2 separate regions of the Homo sapiens genome follow, and region 2 is linked to region 1. Evidence: read pairs that join two places in POLR2A ChIA-PET (ENCODE). Cell type or tissue: endothelial cell of umbilical vein. All regions are shown on one strand. Each heading gives the region's core, and the rest is flanking DNA. Links, peaks and the distances in the headings are about the cores only.

Region 1 (10,550 bases), core at 3,098-8,097:
CCAGTCTGGGCGACAAGAGCAAAACTGTGTCTCAAAAAAGAAAAAAAAAGAATGCTTCTCAAGTTCTACCATTCAAGTATTCAAGTGTGATGTTTACTATAGGTTTTTCATGGATACTCTTTGTCAAAATCAAGAAGCCCTCTTCTATTCTTAGTCTGATAAGTTTTAATTGGGAATGGGTGAATTTTATTTTTTTCCTTTTGCATCTATTGAGATGACCCTAAGGCTTTTCCCCACTAACCTCTTAGTGTGGATTATAAATATATTTTCATATGTTAGACCCTCTTTGAATTCTTGTGATAAACCAAATTCAGTTGTGTGTATTGTTAATACTTTTAAAAATATAAGCTTAAGAATTTGATTGGTTAATAGTTTATTTAGGAGTTTTGTATGTTTGATCATAAGTGAGATTGGTCTATAATTTTCCTTTTTTTATTTTATTTTTTGAGATGGAGTTTCGTTCTTGTTGCCCGGGCTGGAGTGCAATGGTGCTATCTTGGCTCACTGCAACCTCTGCCTCCCGGGTTCAAGCGATTCTCCTGCCTCAGCCTCCTGAGTAGCTGGGATTACAGGCACGTGCCACCACGCCCAGCTAATTTTGTATTTTTAGTAGAGACGGGGTTTCTCCATGTTGGTCAGGCTGGTCTCGAAGTCCCAGCCTCAGGTGATCCGCTCGCCTTGGCCTCCCATAGTGCTGGGATTACCGGCGTGAGTGACCAGGCCCGGCCTATAATTTTCCTTTCTTATGTTGTCCTTATCTCTAGTTTTAGCTGCTTTTGGGTTTTGACAAATTTAGGTCTCTTGTTAGAAATGAGCTTTTCTTCCTGGAAGGTGAAGAGAATTTTCAGAATCAAGGGACGACTGCTGTTCTCTGGGACTCTGGGGGACTTCCCGGGGGACTTCCCCAGTCTGGGCTGTGTAGGAGTAAACCAGAAACATTCTTAAGCGTGCACCACTTCCTACTTCCTCCTCTTCCAATATGAAGGAGAACTTTGAAATACTTCCCAGAGGAAAAATAGAGCAGTACCAGAGTTAGGTCATGTAGGTGCTAAGGACTAGCAGAATATTTTGCACCTAGTACTGCAGGCTGCAGATAGCAGGGCCTGGCAGTGTGCTGTGCCATGACTGTGCAGGCATCATACTGGGCAATGTGGGGAGCAAGGAGCCCCAGACCTTTGCATGGTGCCATCTTCCAGGCTGTAGATTCTGGTGAGTGGCACCACCAGGACTCCTGGGCACACACTTCTGGTCTCCCTGTTTTCTCCACAGTGTTAGGAGGAACTTTTCCAGCACTGGCTACTCCTCACTTCTTTGCACAGGTCAGGCAATCATTACACTTGCTCCTTCTGGAGCTGTTTATTCCTGAAGCTGGAAACTGCCCAAGGAAAAGTCTTCAAAACGAAACTGACCTGAACGGAACTGAACTGAACTAGATAACCACTAACACTGGGCAGACTCCAGTTACCCTGGTTTTAATAATTAGTTGTCATGCACGATTCTCTTGACTTGTAGGCCTCAGGTTTCTTCATCCATAATATAAAAGAACTTCTAGATCACCTCCAAGATTCATGCTGGCTTAAAAAACATACTGCCATAATTTCGTGATGTTTCCCTGACTTTTTACTATTTCCTCTCAGAAACACAGGGATGGCATCACAACTCAAAGATTCAAGGAGCATGGAGTCATAGAAACCTGGGTTCATCTCTCAGCTTCTCCACTTACTGGCTGTGTGCCCCTTGGGCAAGTTACCTAACCTCTTTGAGCCTCATTTTCCTCATCTGTGGAATAGAAACAATGCACTTTGCCTCATAAGGTTATAGTGAGGATAAAATAAGCTCAAAGTACATAAAGCACCTAGCATTACGTCTTGCTTCATAGTAAATGCCAAAAATGGCCAGGCGCGGTGGCTCACGCCTGTAATCCCAACAGTTTGGGAGGCCGACGCGGGCGTAAGCCCGCAAACAGCCTGGCGAAAACCCGTCTCTACTAAAAATACAAAAATTAGCAGGGCGTGGTGGCAGGCGCCTGCAATCCCAGCTACTCGAGAGGTTGAGGCGGCTGACTTGCTTGAACCTGGGAGGCGGAGGTTGCAGTGAGCCATCACGCCACTGCACTCAAGCCTGGGCAACAGAGTAAGACTCTGTCTCCAAAAAAAAAAAAAAAAAAAGTAAATGCCAAAAATTACTTCCCTTTTCTCCACCCCTAAGTGGAAAATTGGCCAAAATAAAACAGTATCAATTAAAAAGTCCAATTGTTTGGGTGGCACTCCAGGGGTTTGCCTGCCTCCCTGCCTTCTCCCCAGGGACTATGCGTGCCTGCTTTTCAGATGTTTAGACCTTCTAGCTCTGCCAGTCTCCATCTCGGGATGGAGTCCATAGGAGGCCCCAGCGTTAGAGACATCACAAGCCACCACAGAGAGGAAAAGAAAAGACTAAAGGAGGCGACACACTCGGAGAAGTGACCCTTCGGGGAGAGCCCGCCTGGGGTCTTGAGCTCACCAGCGAGGAGCTCCTTTTGTAAGGCCGGGACGACCTCGCGCAGCAGAGAGGCGCTAGGCAGAAGCCTCTCCGACGCCGCGGGGACCCGGAGCGGCGCTATTGAAGCCATAAACGCGGCAGGCCCCGAGAGAAGCTGCTCCCAGCGCGCCTGCTGCGGGGCCCCTGCCGCCGCGGAGGCGCAGATGCCGCACTGCTGGACCACTTTGGCCTCCCTCCCCGATTGGCCACACCTTTTTATTCCCTTTAAAAAAACTGCTTGAAGAATCTTTTCATTCATATTTCTCTAGTTGGGGTGTGTGTGTGTGTGTGTGCATGTGTGTCTGTGTATATGTGTCTGTGTGTGTGTCTATGTATGAATGTGTGTGTGTATATGTCTGTGTGTGTGTGTGTGTGTGTGTGTGTGTAGTATTTCTTTAAATCTCTATTTCCCCGGACCTTGCTGTTTTCTCCCGTGGGGGGCGAACCCTCTTTTTGATAGCTGTTAACATCCAGCATTAATCTATGCAGACAGCCTGGGGAGGTCAGCCTCACTGTTGCCCAGCTCTGCGAGCAAGGATGTGGTACTTAACCACTCTGTGCCTCAATTGTCTCATCTGACAAATAGGGATACCAAGGCCTGCTTCTTTACAGGATTAGTATAAAAGTTAAATGAGGCACTTTACAGAAAATGCATAGCCTGGTGCCTGGCACACAGGGAGTGTGAACTGCTGCCTTCTCTTGATGTCTTCATCACAAATGGGTGAACGCAGTCTAGGTTCGTAAATGCCTTCCTTCATGTCAGCCATTACCTCCTACAGGAAGCCCTACCTGATTTCTCTCTATCTGGATCAGATTTCTGCCCCGGTCTGGATCAGTTGTCCTTCCTGTATTCTCTTAGAGCACTGATCACACTCCACTCACTGGAGCTGTCTGCACACATATCTGTTTCCTCCACCAAAGCGGGAGCTGCAGTAAGGAGTGTGTTTTATCCAACCATGAAGGCTATGAAACTTAGTAGGGATCAGCAAGTGTATGCTGAGTGAATAATGGAAGCTTCCATTCATGCAGTCGGTGGTTAAAGACTTAAGACGGCCTGAACCTGGAGGCTGAACCATGGAGCTATCTCAGTGGTAGCACCGTGGATTCTGCTTTTCCCCTTAACAGAAACAGTTCCAATGTCATTGAATCACAGAAAGTGAGAAACAGAGATTGGAAGGTCAATTTTGTTATTTTCAGATCAGGAAGTGGAAGCCTCCAGAGGCCCAGAGGTTTATGGAGTCCTCATGCCATGCCAGAGAACCGTGGCAAAGCAGTGCTCCCATCTTGACCCATTGAGCTCTCACTCACTTGTTGCTGCACTGAGCCAGGGCTCACAAATGGCACAGGGATGGCCTCCTCCCAGGCTGTCACCTGAGGGAGGCTGGGTGGTAGAAGAGATTTATGTAGGACACAGTGAAGGTGGCAGACCAGCCTTCCCCGGAAGTGGGGGTGGGGGATGAGCTTGGGAAGGAGGCCCCGCCCCAGTCCTGGATCTACAGCCTACCACTGTGCAAGCCTGAGCGACTCATAGACGGCCAGAGCATGAGAATGGGATGGGGCCCTAGAGATGATCCATCCCGACCTCCTTGGTTTATGGGAAAGGAGACCAAGGCCCAGAGAAGCAATCCGCCCTTCCCTAAACTACAGACTTAATCAAAGGCACAGCTGGTAAAGGAATCCATGTCTTTTGAATCTGAAACCCAGTTTCCTCGATGAATAGATTTCAGTGTTTCCCAGACATCAGTGGGCATACGAATCACTTGAGGACCTTGTTAACAGGCAGGTCTGGGGTGAGACCCCAGATTCTCTTTTCTAATAAGCTCCCAGGTGCTAGCTAGAATGGGTCTAGATAGGTGGTTCTTACAAAAATCTCTGGTCTAGACTGCACTATGATGAAACGACTTGGTACACTAGCCACGAATTAGACCAGCCTTATCAGGTTAATGAGGGCATTGGCTGCTGGGACACTCACTGAGAAGCTGACAGAGCCAGTGTCCTCCTTCCCCATCAGCATTAGTTACCTGTTGCCTGTTGGCTGCTTCTGGGTCTATGGTGAAGGTGCAGGTTCTGGCTGGTGGCTGTAGGTTCCTTGACTGCACCCTAGTTAGAGGGCTGTGACCTTAGTAACCCTGGGAGGCACTGTTTCCTCACAGTGAACATCATGCCTGCAGTTGAAGTCTTCACTGTGAGGCCTTGAGGGTAGGAAACTTGGTTTTGTCATCTTTGAATCCTTTGAATACTTAGCATATTCATTCATTCATACATTTGACTCATTCATTCATTTAGGAAACATTTACCAGGCCTGAATAAGGCATGATCCTTGCCTTCAAGCAGCTCACATAACACATGGGGCTATAGGTGGTACTTAGTAGCCACCCAATTAAGCATTTGTGCAATTGAATTAGACTTCATGGATCCCAGGGACCCCCTGCCTGCCAGCTCAGACTTTTCCATCAGAGAGGAATAACCCTTCCATCTCGTTTGAAGTCACTTTACTTTGGCCTTTGTTAGAACAGTTGTACCAACATCCTATCTACTACACATCTGTCTCTTGAATAAGGCAATAGGGCTCTGGGCCTCCTTTTTTTGACAGAACAGAAATGATGGAAATGGCTTATTTGTTTCTGAGAATTTCCACAATACCTGCCTTTCGTCCCCACCCCCACATTGTTCCAGGCTGCTCCTTAAGGACCCCCTGCACCTCATGCAGGGTTCCCCAAATCTCTCACTCCTCCTAAGACTCTTAAAGCAGTTCTGTCATGTCCCAAGGAGTTATGTCACAGTAACTTCACTGAATGCAGAGGCTGGAAGGCTGCTTCATTCATTTTGGGTCTGCTGCCCATACCTGGACTTAAGCAGAGGACTACATGCATCCCCCAAAAGCACCCCCAATACCCCTTATGCCACCCAGACTGGGAAAGTAAAGAAATCATTATGTTATTACCTTAGAATAAGGCTCTCCTGACAAGGAGCAAATTGTGGCTCCTATTAAAGATTTTTAAAGAGTAGATGAATATCCCTTTTTGAGCACTTTGTGATGGGTACTTTTCTTTTTTTTTCTTTCTTTTTTTTTTTTTTTTTGAGACAGAGTCTTGCTCTGTCGTCAGGCTGGAATGCAGTGGCACAATCTCGGCTCACTGCAACCTCCGCCTCCCGGGTTCAAGTGATTCTCCTGCCTCAGCCTCCCGAGTAGCTGGGACTACAGGCACGTGCCACCACACCTGGCTAATTTTTGTATTTTTAGTAGAGATGGGGTTTCACCATGATGGCCAGGACGGTCTCGATCTCTTGACCTTGTGATCCACCCGCCTCAGCCTCCCAAAGTGCTGGGATTACAGGTGTAAGCCACCATGCCTGGCCCTATGACGGGTACTTTTCTAAGCACATTACATAGTTAACTCTTCTTTGTCACAACCACCCCATGAGATAAGTACTGTTAGTATCCCCATTTTACAGAGGAAGAAAAAAGATGCCCAGAGAAGTTTAGTAACTTACTCAAGGTCACACAGCTAGTAAGTGGTGGTGCTAGAACTTGAACCCTGGGAATCAGACTACATAATCAGTACTCTTGATCACAATGATGCTGCCTAAACAGTGCCTGCCAACCAATTCCTTCCCCACTACCTATTATTATTATTATTATTTTATTTTCTTAGAGACAGGGTCTTGCTCTGTCATCCAGGCTGGAGTGCAGTGGTGCAGTCTCAACTCACTGCAGCCTTGAACTCCTGGGCTCTAGGGATCCTCCTGCCTCAGCCTCCTGAGTAGCTAGGGCTGCAGGTCCTCACTACCATGCCTGGCTAATTAAAAAAAAATTTTTAGAGGCCGAGATGCAGGGCATGGGGAGGGGTCTTGCTATATTGCCCAGGTTGGTCTCCAACAACTTCTGGTCTGAAGTGATCCTCCTGCCTCCCAAAGTGCTGGGGTTGGAACCATGAGTGACTGTGTCCAGTATTCCTTCCTACTGTTTTTAAAAGAACAGGTTAAATTGAGTTGCTGCCAAATTCAGGGAAATACATACTGGAAACAAGGCCCAGGGCAGCGATTCAAAACTGTGGTTGCTGGTCCACCAGCATCAGAATCACCTGAGAACTTACTAAAAATGCAAATCGTCAGGCCTCAGCCCAGATCTAATGAATCAGAAACTCTGAGGGCGGGGCCTAGAAATCTTTAGTTTAATAAGCCTTACAGGTGATTCTGATGCACATTGAAGTTTGAGAACCATTGGCCTAGGAAATAAACAAGAATTGAAATAAGAATTGAAATTTTATTCTTTCCCTGGACTTTGGACAGGGGTAGAGGAGTGGAAAGTTTTTTTTTTTTTTGAGACGGAGTCTCACTCTGTTGCCCAGGCTAGAGTGCAGTGGTGCGATCTTGGCTCACTGCAAGCTCCGCCTGCTGGGTTCATGCCATTCTCCTGCCTCAGCCTCCTGAGTAGCTGGGACTAACAGGCACCCGCCACCGCACCTGGCTAATTTTTTGTATTTTTTAGTAGAGACAGGGTTTCACCGTGTTAGCCAGGATGGTCTCGATCTCCTGACCTTGTGATCTGCCCGCCTCAGCCTCTGAAAGTGGAAAGTTTTGTATTTAAAGCCAGAGCAATTTTTCAAAGCCACTTTGATTTGGAGGTTGCTGATTTGACCTGTCTTGTGGAAACTTGAAGTGTTCTCACCAAGTCTAAGACTCATGATATTCTCACTGCAGGTGGCAACTGGTTCACTGCTTATAATTAACCATGAAGATCACAACTTAATTTAGAGTAGGAAAAAAATCCTGGTAATTAGCCTTAAGACCTATGGGGAGAAAATTGATCCTTTTTTTTTTTGTTTTTGTTTTTTTTTGGAGACAGGGTCTGGTTCTGTTGCCCAGGCTGGAGTGCAGTGGCATGATCATAGCACAGCTCACAGCAGCCTCAAACTCCTGGGCTCCAATGATCCTCCTGCCTCAGCCTCTGGAGTGATGGGACTACAGGCATGTGCTACCATGCCCAGCAATTTTTAAAATTTTTTGTAGAGACAGGATCTTGTTGTGTTGCCTAGTCTGGTATCAGACTCCTGACCTCAAGTGATCCTCCTGCTGTGGCCTCCCAAAATGTTGGGATTACAGGCGTGAGCCACTGTGTCTGGCTGAAAATTGATCCTTAAATAGTTAAAAAAAATTCCTTGGCACTCCCTCTTCTTTTTTCTTCAAATACTTGAAATCCTTTCTGAACATTAGTGTTTATCATTCAGGACAGGAAAATGCCTTCTTTAATTTTCTGTGGTGATATTTCATTGCATTAAACATGGTCTGAATAACCTTTATGCAATCCAGCTGGTGCCTGCTCTTCCGTCATGAGACAGGAAATCTGTTTTGACTGACTTGGTCATTGCTTAGGTTTGGCCATGTTCTGTGCTGCCTAAAACCTCCATCACACTTGGCCAAGCCCTTGGAGCCCTGTCAGTGTTCACATTCTGCATGTGTGATTTATGATATGGCAGACCTGAAGACTGGAGCATGTTTCCCTGTCTAGTGTCACTCTGCCTTGAAAATGGAGGTGGTAAGAGCTCATGTGAACAGAAATCTGCTTAGAAGCTTAACCAAACCCAGGATCAGGCTACCATGATATATTGTTGTCTGGTATCCCCCAAACAACAAGCTCTTGTAAAATTAGTATAAAAATTAATTACTTTTGATTGGATGTCAACTGAAGGACATGGTAAAAGATATAAACAGAAAAAGATCAAGTTAAGGGTGAAATCCAAAATCTGTGACTTTAGGCATTTTTCTTTTTTTTTGAGATGGAGTTTCGCTGTTGTTGCCCAGGCTGGAGTGCAGTGGTGCGATCTCAGCTCACCGCAACCTCTGCCTCCTGGGTTCAAGTGATTCTCCTGCCTCAGCCTCCCGAGTAGCTGGGATTACAGGCATGCACCACTGCGCCCAGCTAATTTTGTATTTTTAGTACAGATGGGGTTTCACCATGTTGGTCAAGCTGGCCTCAAACTCCTGGCCTCAGGTGATCCACCCGCCTTGGCCTCACAAAGTGCTGGGACTACAGGCGTGAGCCACCGTGCCTGGCCTCCCATTAACATCTTTTAACAGTGCAAAGTTCATCTGACAGTTATGGCTATAAGATTATAAAGCCCCACCTAGTGGTCTGTACCTTGGTCGTTGTGGTGAGTTTCTCTGAGGGGTCTCCCTGCTTCTTCCTGATAGTCCAGTGCATTTCCACTTTCCTATTGGGTTAACACACAACAAAGAATACATTAGACATAATAAATGCAAACACTTAAAACACTTCTGTGATCCCATGACCTTTGGTAAGAGGGAAGCCAGTTTTCTTAGTGGTTTCTTCTCCTTCTTCGTCAACTTTTTACTTAAGTCTCCAGGAAGGCTGCTACTAGTGTTAAACAGGCTTAAAGAGCCAGGCAGGGCTAGGCATAATAATATGCACCTGTAGTCTCAGCTATTTGGGAGGCTGAGATGGGAAAATTGCTTAAAACAGGAGTTCCCAGGAGTTTGAGTCCAGCCTGGGCAACATAGCAAGACCCTGGACTCTGTCTCTTAAAAAAAAAAAGAAAAAGCCAGGGCCAGGCAGGCTTGGCACCAGCAGCATCAAGCACTGTTAGCTTTCTGGTTGTACTTATTTTCATGGGGTCTTATCCCATTCATCTGTGCAGTTCTGAATGCCTAAGGCATGTAGGAGTTTACTGGAGGAAGGCGAGAAGAATGTCATGACAGAGGCCAACTAGCAGAAGGAAGCAGGGCACCTCCAGGACTTGAGGGAGGACTAGTGTGACTACAGCAGAGACTGAGAGAACTGCGCAGGGCTGGGAGGAGTCAAACCCCCATGGCCTTGAAGGCAGGTTGAGGACTTTGGTCTTTATCTTGAGAACAAATGGAAAGCATTCAGGATTTAAAGCAGGGGAGCCAAAGGGTCAGACAGGCCTTTTGTGGCATCCTCAGGATTACCACGGATTTGGTTTCTTATCACATTTGATCCCTTCTTCCTTCTTTCCTTGAGTCATACAAGCTGCTTGCAATCCCTCCTCCCAGAAATCTCCATAACTATGGTTACCAACCCTGGCTACACATTAGAATTATTTGAGAAGTTTCAGAAAATGATTCCCAGGTCCTAACTCCAAATAATAACAGTCATACAGCTGGAGTTGGGGCATTTTAAGGCTTCTAGGGTGAGTCTGATATGCAGCCAGGACTGAGAATCATGCTCTTCTCTAGAGTGTTGCAAGAGCAGCTCCTCAGTGCCAAAGTAACATGGCAGGTAGAGTTGGTGACCCAAGTAAGCCCCGTGTGTCTGATGAGGCCAGATCTGGGCCTTTGTCACCTGGATCCCTGCTCAACCCACAGCTTCATCTCGGTGCTAGAGCTGGAATCTGGCATGAAGGGTCCTGGAAGTCTCTCCGGGTTTACCCTCATTCTGTAGTGACAGTCACCTTTCCACTTTGTTATCAAAGCTGCATCCTGCTTTGAGAAGAGACAACTAATTATCTGCTATTTTGGCACTCTCTTTAATTCCCCTCTGACTTCCCTCACTTGGTGGCTTTTTACCTTGTGTGTTTGTTTCTCACTTGTTAGCTTAGTGTTTGTAGCTGATGATATATACTGACATAAAAAGGCTAACACAGGTAAATAATTTTCTTACTTTTGGGTTTCTTATTTTGGAGACAAAGTCAATTTGGCCTGGTACAGGAAAAAAAAAAAAAAAAAAAAAAAAAAATTCCCTGAATAAATGGAAAGGAGTAACAGGCTAAGTTAGAAGACTAGATATCCCTGGTTATAAAGCCTTTTAATCTAACAAGAAACTGTATTGAAAGGGAGAGTCAAGCTTCTTCTTTTGGAAGAATTTTAATGCCAAGAAGGATCAAACTTCAGTCTCAACAACACACAGCCATGAGCCTTCAGGGGCAAGGAATATCTTCTCATTTCACAGAGTGGGAGAGGGAGATAGAGAAACTCAGGGATTTGGAAAAATATTTTCAGGTGAATCTTTGTTAGAAAAAGAAATAGTCTTAATTTGAAACTCTGTCAATTCA
Region 2 (7,958 bases), core at 2,949-7,948, 170 kb before region 1:
GGGTTCACGCCATTCTCCCGGCTCAGCCTGCCCAGTAGCTGGGACTACAGGCGCCTGCCACCATGACTGGCTAATTTTTTGTATTTTTAGTAGAGACGGGGTTTCACCGTGTTAGCCAGGATGGTCTTGATCTCCTGACCTCATGATCTGCCCGCCTCGGCCTCCCAAAGTGCTGGGATTACAGGGGTGAGCCACCGCGCCTGGCCAAGAACTGTTATCTATCCACCAAACAAAGACTGGAGTTTGTAGTAAAGTTTACTCCACAGAAACGAGGCAAGTAAAGGAGATACTTTTAAATAAGAAAGCATATCTGATGCTCTTCAAATCACATTGCTGAGCACTGTTCCTACATAATCCTTGCCTGGAATCCTCTGGCTCTTCTATAGGGATAAATTAGGATGTTCAGGACAAAAAGCTTTATTATTATTATTATTATTTTTTTTGAGACAGAGTTTTGCTCTTGTTGCCCAGGCTGGAGTGCAATGGCATGATCTTGGCTCATTGCAACCTCCGCTTCCCGGGTTCAAGCGATTCTTGTGCCTCAGCCTCCGGAGTAGCTGGGATTACAGGCATGCGCCACTGCGCCTGGCTAATTTTGTATTTTTTTAGTAGAGACAGGGTTTCTCCATGTTGGTCAGGCTGGTCTCGAACTCCCGATCTCAGATGATCCACCCACCTAGGCCTCCCAAAGTACTGGGATTACAGGCGTGAGCCACCACACCTGGCCTATTATTTATTTGTCTATTTATTTGAGACAGGGTCTCACTCTGTCGCCCAGGCTGGAGTGCAATGGCAAGATCTCGGCCCGCTGCAACCTCCATCTCCTGAGTTCAAGTGATTCTCCTGCCTAGCCTCCTGAGTAGCTGGGAGTATTGGCACGCACCACTACGCCCAAGTAATTTTTGTGTTTTGTTTTTTTTTTTTTTTGAGACAGAGTTTTGCTCTTGTTGCCCAGGCTGGAGTGCAATAGCGCGATCTCGGCTCACCTCAACCTCCGCCTCCCAGGTTCAAGCAATTCTCCTGCCTCAGCCTCCCAAATAGCTGGGATTACAGGGATGTGCCACTGCGCCCAGCTAATTTTGTATTTTTAGTAGAGATGGGGTTTCTCCATGTTGGTCAGGCAAGTCTCGAACTCCTGACATCAAGTGATCCGTTCGCCTTGGCCTCGGCCTCCCATAGTGCTGAGATTACAGGTGTGAGCCATGGCATTCGGCCTAATTTTTGTATTTTTAGTAGAGATGGGGTTTCACCATGTTGGCCAGGCTGGTCTCAAACTTCTGACCTTAAGTGATCCACCTGCCTCGGCCTCCCAAAGTGCTGGGATTACAGGTGGGAGCCACCATTCCTGGCCCCAAAACTTTAATATCTAAACATTCTCTTTTTGCTGGAGGTTCCAGTGAGATCACACCACTGCACTCCAGCCTGGGCAACAGATCAAGACTCTGTCTCAAAAAAAAATTAAAAAATAAGCCGGGCGAGGTGGCTCACGCCTGTGTTGGCAGGCGCCTGTAGTCCCAGCACTTTTAGGAGGCCAAGGCAGGCAGATCATGAGGTCAGGAGATCGAGACCATCCTGGCTAACATGGTAAAACCCCGTCTCTACTAAAAATACAAAAATTAGCTGGGCGTGCTGGCACGTACCTGTATTCCCAGCTACTTGGGAGGCTGAGGCAGGAGAATTGCTTGAACCCAGGAGGTGGAGGTTGAAGTGAGCTGAGATCGCGCCACTGCACTCTAGCCTGACGACAGAGCGAGACTCTGTCTCAAAAACAAAACAAAACAAAACAAAACAAAAATTAACTAGGTGTGGTGGTGCACACCTGTAATCCAGCTACTTGGGAGGCTAAAGCAGGAGAATTGCTTGAACCCAGGAGGCATAGATTGCAGAGAGCCGAGATCGCACTACTGCACTCCAGCCTGGCGACAGAGTGAGATTCCGTCTCAAAAACAAAAACAAAAACAAAAAAACCCCAGAAAATTTATATACTCTTAAGTATATATATATATATATATATAGACTATATATAGAGAGGGTCCTAAATTGGTTGTCTCCTCCACTAGAAGGCAATCTTCATAAGTAAAGGCACTTGGTTCATTTTGTTCACTGTTGCATTTGCATCATATAGAATAGTTCCTGGCATAGGTCCTTAGTAAATATTTGCAGAATGAATCACGAATTAAGAGCTCTGTAGATTGGATGTCTATAGCTTTTGCACAGCCTTAGCTTCTCTGCAAATACTAAGAGTCAGATAGCCCCATGCACCAGGGGACCAGAGGTTGGGAGACTACTGGGTGAGTGCAAAAGTGGAGCACGTGGAGAAAAGGCTGCAAGGACAATGAAGGCCAATTGCAAGCTAATATGTTAGTCTGTCATTGTTTCATGGATCCTGGCAATAGTCATGACACTCCTTGGTCAGAGACAGAGGAATTTATTATTCATGGCACAGCAAATAGCATGTGTCAGCCTATTTGCAATGGTTTCCCTTGCCCTCAAATTCTAATGGGGCAACCCAATGAGCCCAGATGACATATGTATCTGCAGTGGTTTGCATTACAGGAGAGGAATCCTGGGCCAAGGGCTTAGCACTTTTTGAGCAAGCAGCAAATGAGCCAATCCCCACTCCCTCTAGGGAGCAAGCAGTTACAGGTAATTACAGTAGTTGCCTTGGCCTAGTTATATCTGTGTGAGTAGCTATAGACATTGCTCAGTATCAGGAGCCTGAAAGTCTTATGGATTGGCCTACTCAGCAAGAGAGTGCAGGCATGTTCAGGGCCCATGGTGGAGTGCCCTCTCAGCACAAGGCAGCTGAGTTATCAGCGAAGGAGGATGACATTGAATGTTGCCAGCTTGACACATGCTCACTAGACTCCAAATCCTAGCTAAGAGAAGCATTTAGCAGATACAATATTCAACCTTCCGCAGGCATCATTCAGCACACAGGTTTGAATGATCAAATTGCGGAGAAGTGTGGAAAGTAAAGAGTCTGGCCCAGCATAGTGGCTCATGCCTGTAATCTCAGCAATCTGGGAGGCTGAGATGGGAGGATCACCTGAGGTCAGAAGTTTGAGACCAGCCTAGGCAACATAATAAGACCCCATCTCTATAAAAAATACAAAAATTAGCCCACCTATTCGGGAGGCTGAGGTGGGAGGACAGCTTGCGCCTGGGAGGTTGACGCTGCACTGAGCTATGACGGCGCCACTGCACTCCAGCCTGGGCGACAGAGCAAGACACTGTCGAAAGAAAGAAAAGGAAAGAAAGGAAGAAAGAGGGAAAGAAAGAAAGGGAAAGACAGAGAGAAACAAGAAAGAAAGAAAGAAAGAAAGAAAGAAAGAAAGAAAGAAAGAAAGAAAGAAAGAGAAAAGAGAGAGAAAGGAAAGAAAGAAAAGAAAGAAGAAAGAAAGAAAGAAAGAGGGAAATAAAGCGAAAGAAAAACAAAGAAAAAGGAGGGAGGGAGGGAAGGAAGGAAAGAAGAAAGAACTTCATAGAGGTTGCTTGCCGTAGTAAAAAATGTACTATATGGCAGAGTTGTGTGGCAAAGCTTACAATGACTCTAGGGCTTTGCATCAGTCATGAATGGCTACCAAGGGAAAATTGAGATGTCCTCAACCGTGGCCTTACCCCTGCAGCCTTTCGACATGATAAGAGTGCCCAGTCCTGGGGATAGAAGGCTGGGTTTCTGTCTAGCTCTACTGCTAACATGTTCTGGAACTTCGAGGCAATCTTTTAAGTTTATTGGACAGAATTATCCCTGGATTAGGATAATTCTGGCTGCAGCTGCCTATGTGTGATTTATTATTCCTTTTAGGACTTCTTGGTTCACACTGATATGATTCTGTCTGATAAAAATAGTGCTGAAGTCATCCTGTGTATAGTAGGTTTAGAGAAAGATAAATTTTTTGCAAGGTGGGATCTCTCATTTGAGTTTCCCTTTATTTTTCAGAAAGAATGAATTTTTAAAGCCCCACAATCTTCTACACTGCTCCACCACTCCATCCTTAGCCCATGAGGTGCTTTTAGGCCTCATTCCCCTTGGGGACAGACTTATCTCTGAGGACTTGATTAGCAGATCTGTAAAAGAGAGATAATATTTGTCCTGCTGACTTCACGTGGTTAGAGTGAGAATCACAGGAAATTTAATTAAAGAAAATTAGAGGCAGGGCGCGGTGGCTCACGCCTGTAATCCCAGCTGTCAGGGAGGCAGAGGCCGGAGGATAGCTTGAGCCCAGGAGTTTGAGACCTGCCTGGGCAATATAGCGAGACCCCGTTCTCCACAAAAAGGAAGAAAAAAAAAGACAAAACAAAAAAGAAAATTAGAACTGTAACTGCCTTTAGCTACCATCTAGGCCCACCCTGCATTTTACAGATAATGAAACTAAGGCCCAACCAGTGTGGTGGCACACATCTGTAGTCCCAGCTACTCAGGATGCTGAGGCAGGAGAACTGCTTGAAGGACAAAGGCTTTTTTCCAACTGTGGTTCCACCCTTTTGTTTGTCCCTTTCTTTGTCCTCTCCATTCAGCAAGAGAAGGGATGGCCAAAGAGTGAGGATTGTGCTTGAGAGGTTTTTATGGACCTAGAAGTGGTGCCCATCACTCTTGCTCACATTCCACGGGCCAGAACAGTCACATGGTCATACCTAACTGCACTGGAGGCTGGAAGAGGGACTCTGGCTGTAGGCCAGGAAGAAGAAAAGAACACAGTCACTGGTGAGCACCGACAGTCTTCACCACATATAAAACAATCATGTGATGCCAACATTAGCTAAGTCAGAATTTATTTATTTTTTCTTTGGAATTCCTTCAGCAATTACATACCCTCTATATCATAATTTTGTCACATTAAATTGTATATTGCCTTAGATTTAGGTCTTCTGCCTCCATTTTTACATCATAAGCAGGGATCATTCTTCAGCTGCTTTGGTTTTTACCACAATGCAGGCTATAAGGTAGGCACTATAAGTAAATTTAAAAATCATGCTGAATTATTTCAGTAAAGACTTAGGAAGCTGGAATTTGCAAACCTTTACAGTCTGGAAACAAGCTTGGTTTAGTTGCTATGGCACAAATTAATGATTTAAATATATACAAGGATGTTTATAATCACACAAAAAAACAGTAGAAAGGGAGTTAAATATCCATTAAATGTATATAGTGGGGCAGCTATGCTCGGGGTGTGATTGGCGTTGGTTGTGTCGGGGTCTAGTGGGCAGAGAAGACTCTTGGCCAGGCAGATGGCTTCTTGGTGGCAGAGAATGGGGACCTCCGTGCACCGGAGATGTCTCCAGCACCAGGAGCAGCTGGAGGATGCAAGGAGCTGCAGCCCGTGACCAGCCATCAGGAGAACTCCGCGGGTCCCTGGGGTCCCTGTGCAGACAGTTCCAATGGAGGCTGCCTCTGAGAGCCATCAACCTCAACTTCCGTGCAGGCCCTTCCTGCAAATGCTTGGAAACCCCAGAGCCAGGGCAGCAGGGCCTCCAGGCTACGGCTCACTCAGCTAAGAGTGCCTTGGGTGCCATGTCCCAGAGAATCCAGGAGTCCTGCCAAAGTGGCACCAAGTGGCTGGTGGAGACCCAGGTGAAGGCCAGGAGGAGGAAGAGACGGGCACAGAAGGGCAGTGGCTCCCCAGCTCACAGCCTGAGCCAGAAGAGCACCCGGCTATCTGGAGATGCCCCTGCCCACTCAGCCCACAGACCCCTGGGAGAAGGAGCATAACTGCCTCTCCGCCCGGATAGGCTCCCATGCCTACCCATTATGACAGTCGATGCAGGAGGCTGCCTTCTGGAGCCCCTACTCCTCAACAGAGCCACTCTGCTCTCCCAGCCAGTCTGGCAGTGACCTAGAGCCTATGGGGGTGGGAATTCAGCATCTCCAGAAGCTGTCCCAAGAGCTAGATGAAGCCATTATGGCGGAAGAGAGTGGTGACATCATCTCTCTCATTCATGGCTGAGTAAGTGGCCTGCAGGAAACAAGCCTTGTCTGATTGCCAAGGCTTCATACCCAAGGATGTCTGTGCTTCCCCATGAGCTTCCTGGAGGAAGCCCCCAGGAGTCATCAGTACCCCTGGGCCACTGCTAACAAGGACCTGACTAACAAGGAGCCCAGAGCCCCCTGGCTCTGGCCACATCTGGATCCATCAGTGACTGCCTGCCATAGCCTGAGAGTGTCTTGGGGAGACCTTGCAGAGGTGGGGAGAATTGTTCCTTCCACTTTCCCAGGGGACTCTTGAGCTTAGAAACTCATCATACACTTGACCTTGAGCCTTGTATTTGCCTCATCTACAACGTGAAGTGCTAGCATCAGATGTTAGAGAGCTCTTAGCTGTGTACCCAGGTGCCTGGTTGTTGGGGAGTCATCTGCAGAGTCACTCACCCACTGTGTTTCCGGTGCCAAGGCTCTTGGGGGCCCCACTCTCATCCCTGCTTTCCCTACCAGGGACTCGTAGGAAGGCATAGGAGATATTTCCAGGCTTAAGACCCTGGGCTCACGGGTACCTATGTATATGCTAAATGCAGAGCACTGTGGGTGTGCCTGTTCAAGAACAATTTTTGCTCTTTGTAAATTATTTAAGAAACCTGCTTTGTCATTTTATTAGAAAGAAACCAGCATGTGACTTTCCTAGATAACACTGTTTTCTCATAATAAAGACTGTTTGCATTAAAAAAAAATGTATATAGTGACGTGGGAAAGCTCTAACAATATATTGGTAAGTGGGCCGGGCACGGTGGTTCATGCCTGTAATCCCAGCACTTTGGGAGGCCAAGGCGGGTGGATCATGGGTCAGGAGTTCGAGACCAGCCTGGCCAACATGGTGAAACCCTGCCTCTACTAAAAATACAAAAATTAGCCAGGCATGGTGGTGGGCGCCGGTAATCCCAGCTACTCGGGAGGCTGAAGCAGAGAATTGCTGGAACCCAGGAGGCAGAGATTGCAGTGAGCGGAGATCGCGCCACTGCACTCCAGCCTGGGTGACAGAGCAAGACTCCATCAAAAAAAAAATTTATATATATATATGTATGTATACGTATTTACATATACATACATATATACACATACATATATACATTTTATATACAAATATATATTTTATATACATATATATGTATGTATACATATATTTGTATACATATATTTATATGTTATATATGTATATATTATATACATATATTTATAAAATATATATGTATGTGTATATATGTATATGTATATACGTATATGTATATACATGTATATATGTATGTGTATATATGTATGTGTGTGTGTGTGTGTGTGTGTGTGTGTGTGTGTGCCTCAGGATGCTGAGGCAGGAGAATTGCTTGAACCCGGGAGGCAAAGGAAGAGGTTGCAGTGAGCCGAGATCTTGTCATTGCACTCCAGCCTGGGCAACAAGAGTGAAACTCTGTCTCAAAAATATACATATATATGTAAGTGATATGCAGAGTCACACACACTAGAAAGGAGAAACGTATAGCAAAGTATTAATAGTAATTATCGGCCGGGTGTGGTGACTCATGCCTGTGATCCCAACACTTTGGGAGGCTGAGGCAGGATAATCGCTTGAACCCAGGAGTTTGAGACCAGCCTGAGCAACATAGTGAGACATCATCTCTACAAAAAGAAAAAAGGAAAAAGAAAAAAAAATTAGCTAGGCATGGTGGCATGCACCTGTAGTCCAAGCTACTCAGAAGGCTGAGGGCAGAGGATTGCTTGAGCCTGGGATGTCAAAGTTGCAGTGAGCTGAGATTATGCCACTGCACTCCAGCCTGGAGTCAAAAACAAAAGCAATTAACGGCCAGCCAGGGTGTCTCACGCCTGTAATCCCAGCACTTTGGGAGGCCAAGATGGGTGGATCACCTGAGGTCAGGAGTTCAAGACCAGCCTGACCAACATGGTGAAACCCCGTCTCTACTAACAATACAAAAATTAGCCAGGTGTGGTGGCACATGCCTGTAGTCCCAGC

Evidence for each region. ChIA-PET counts read pairs that join two places held together with the same protein. Peaks named below come from ENCODE experiments on the same cell type or tissue, not always from the same donor. Only the 100,000 strongest peaks of a DNase experiment are listed, where the experiment ranks them.
Region 2: POLR2A ChIA-PET joins it to region 1 with 6 read pairs; 2 of 35 experiments call an interaction of 5 or more read pairs at or near these places.

Annotation. Positions count from the first base shown.
Region 1 is chr2:202,163,466-202,174,015 of GRCh38, reverse strand. It overlaps KIAA2012, which reads right to left. Exons shown (of 24, transcript NM_001277372.4): 15 at 8,660-8,732. Among named protein-coding and RNA genes, the nearest start is that of KIAA2012-AS1, 52 kb to the right of the region's middle. RefSeq lists enhancers at 836-1,045, 2,298-3,116. In endothelial cell of umbilical vein, for the core only: no CTCF peak of the experiment used is centred there; no DNase peak of the experiment used is centred there.
Region 2 is chr2:202,334,002-202,341,959 of GRCh38, reverse strand. It overlaps the pseudogene PIMREGP1. Among named protein-coding and RNA genes, the nearest start is that of BMPR2, 38 kb to the left of the region's middle. In endothelial cell of umbilical vein, for the core only: no CTCF peak of the experiment used is centred there; a DNase peak (open chromatin) is centred at 5,989; H3K27ac peaks cover 1,320 bases.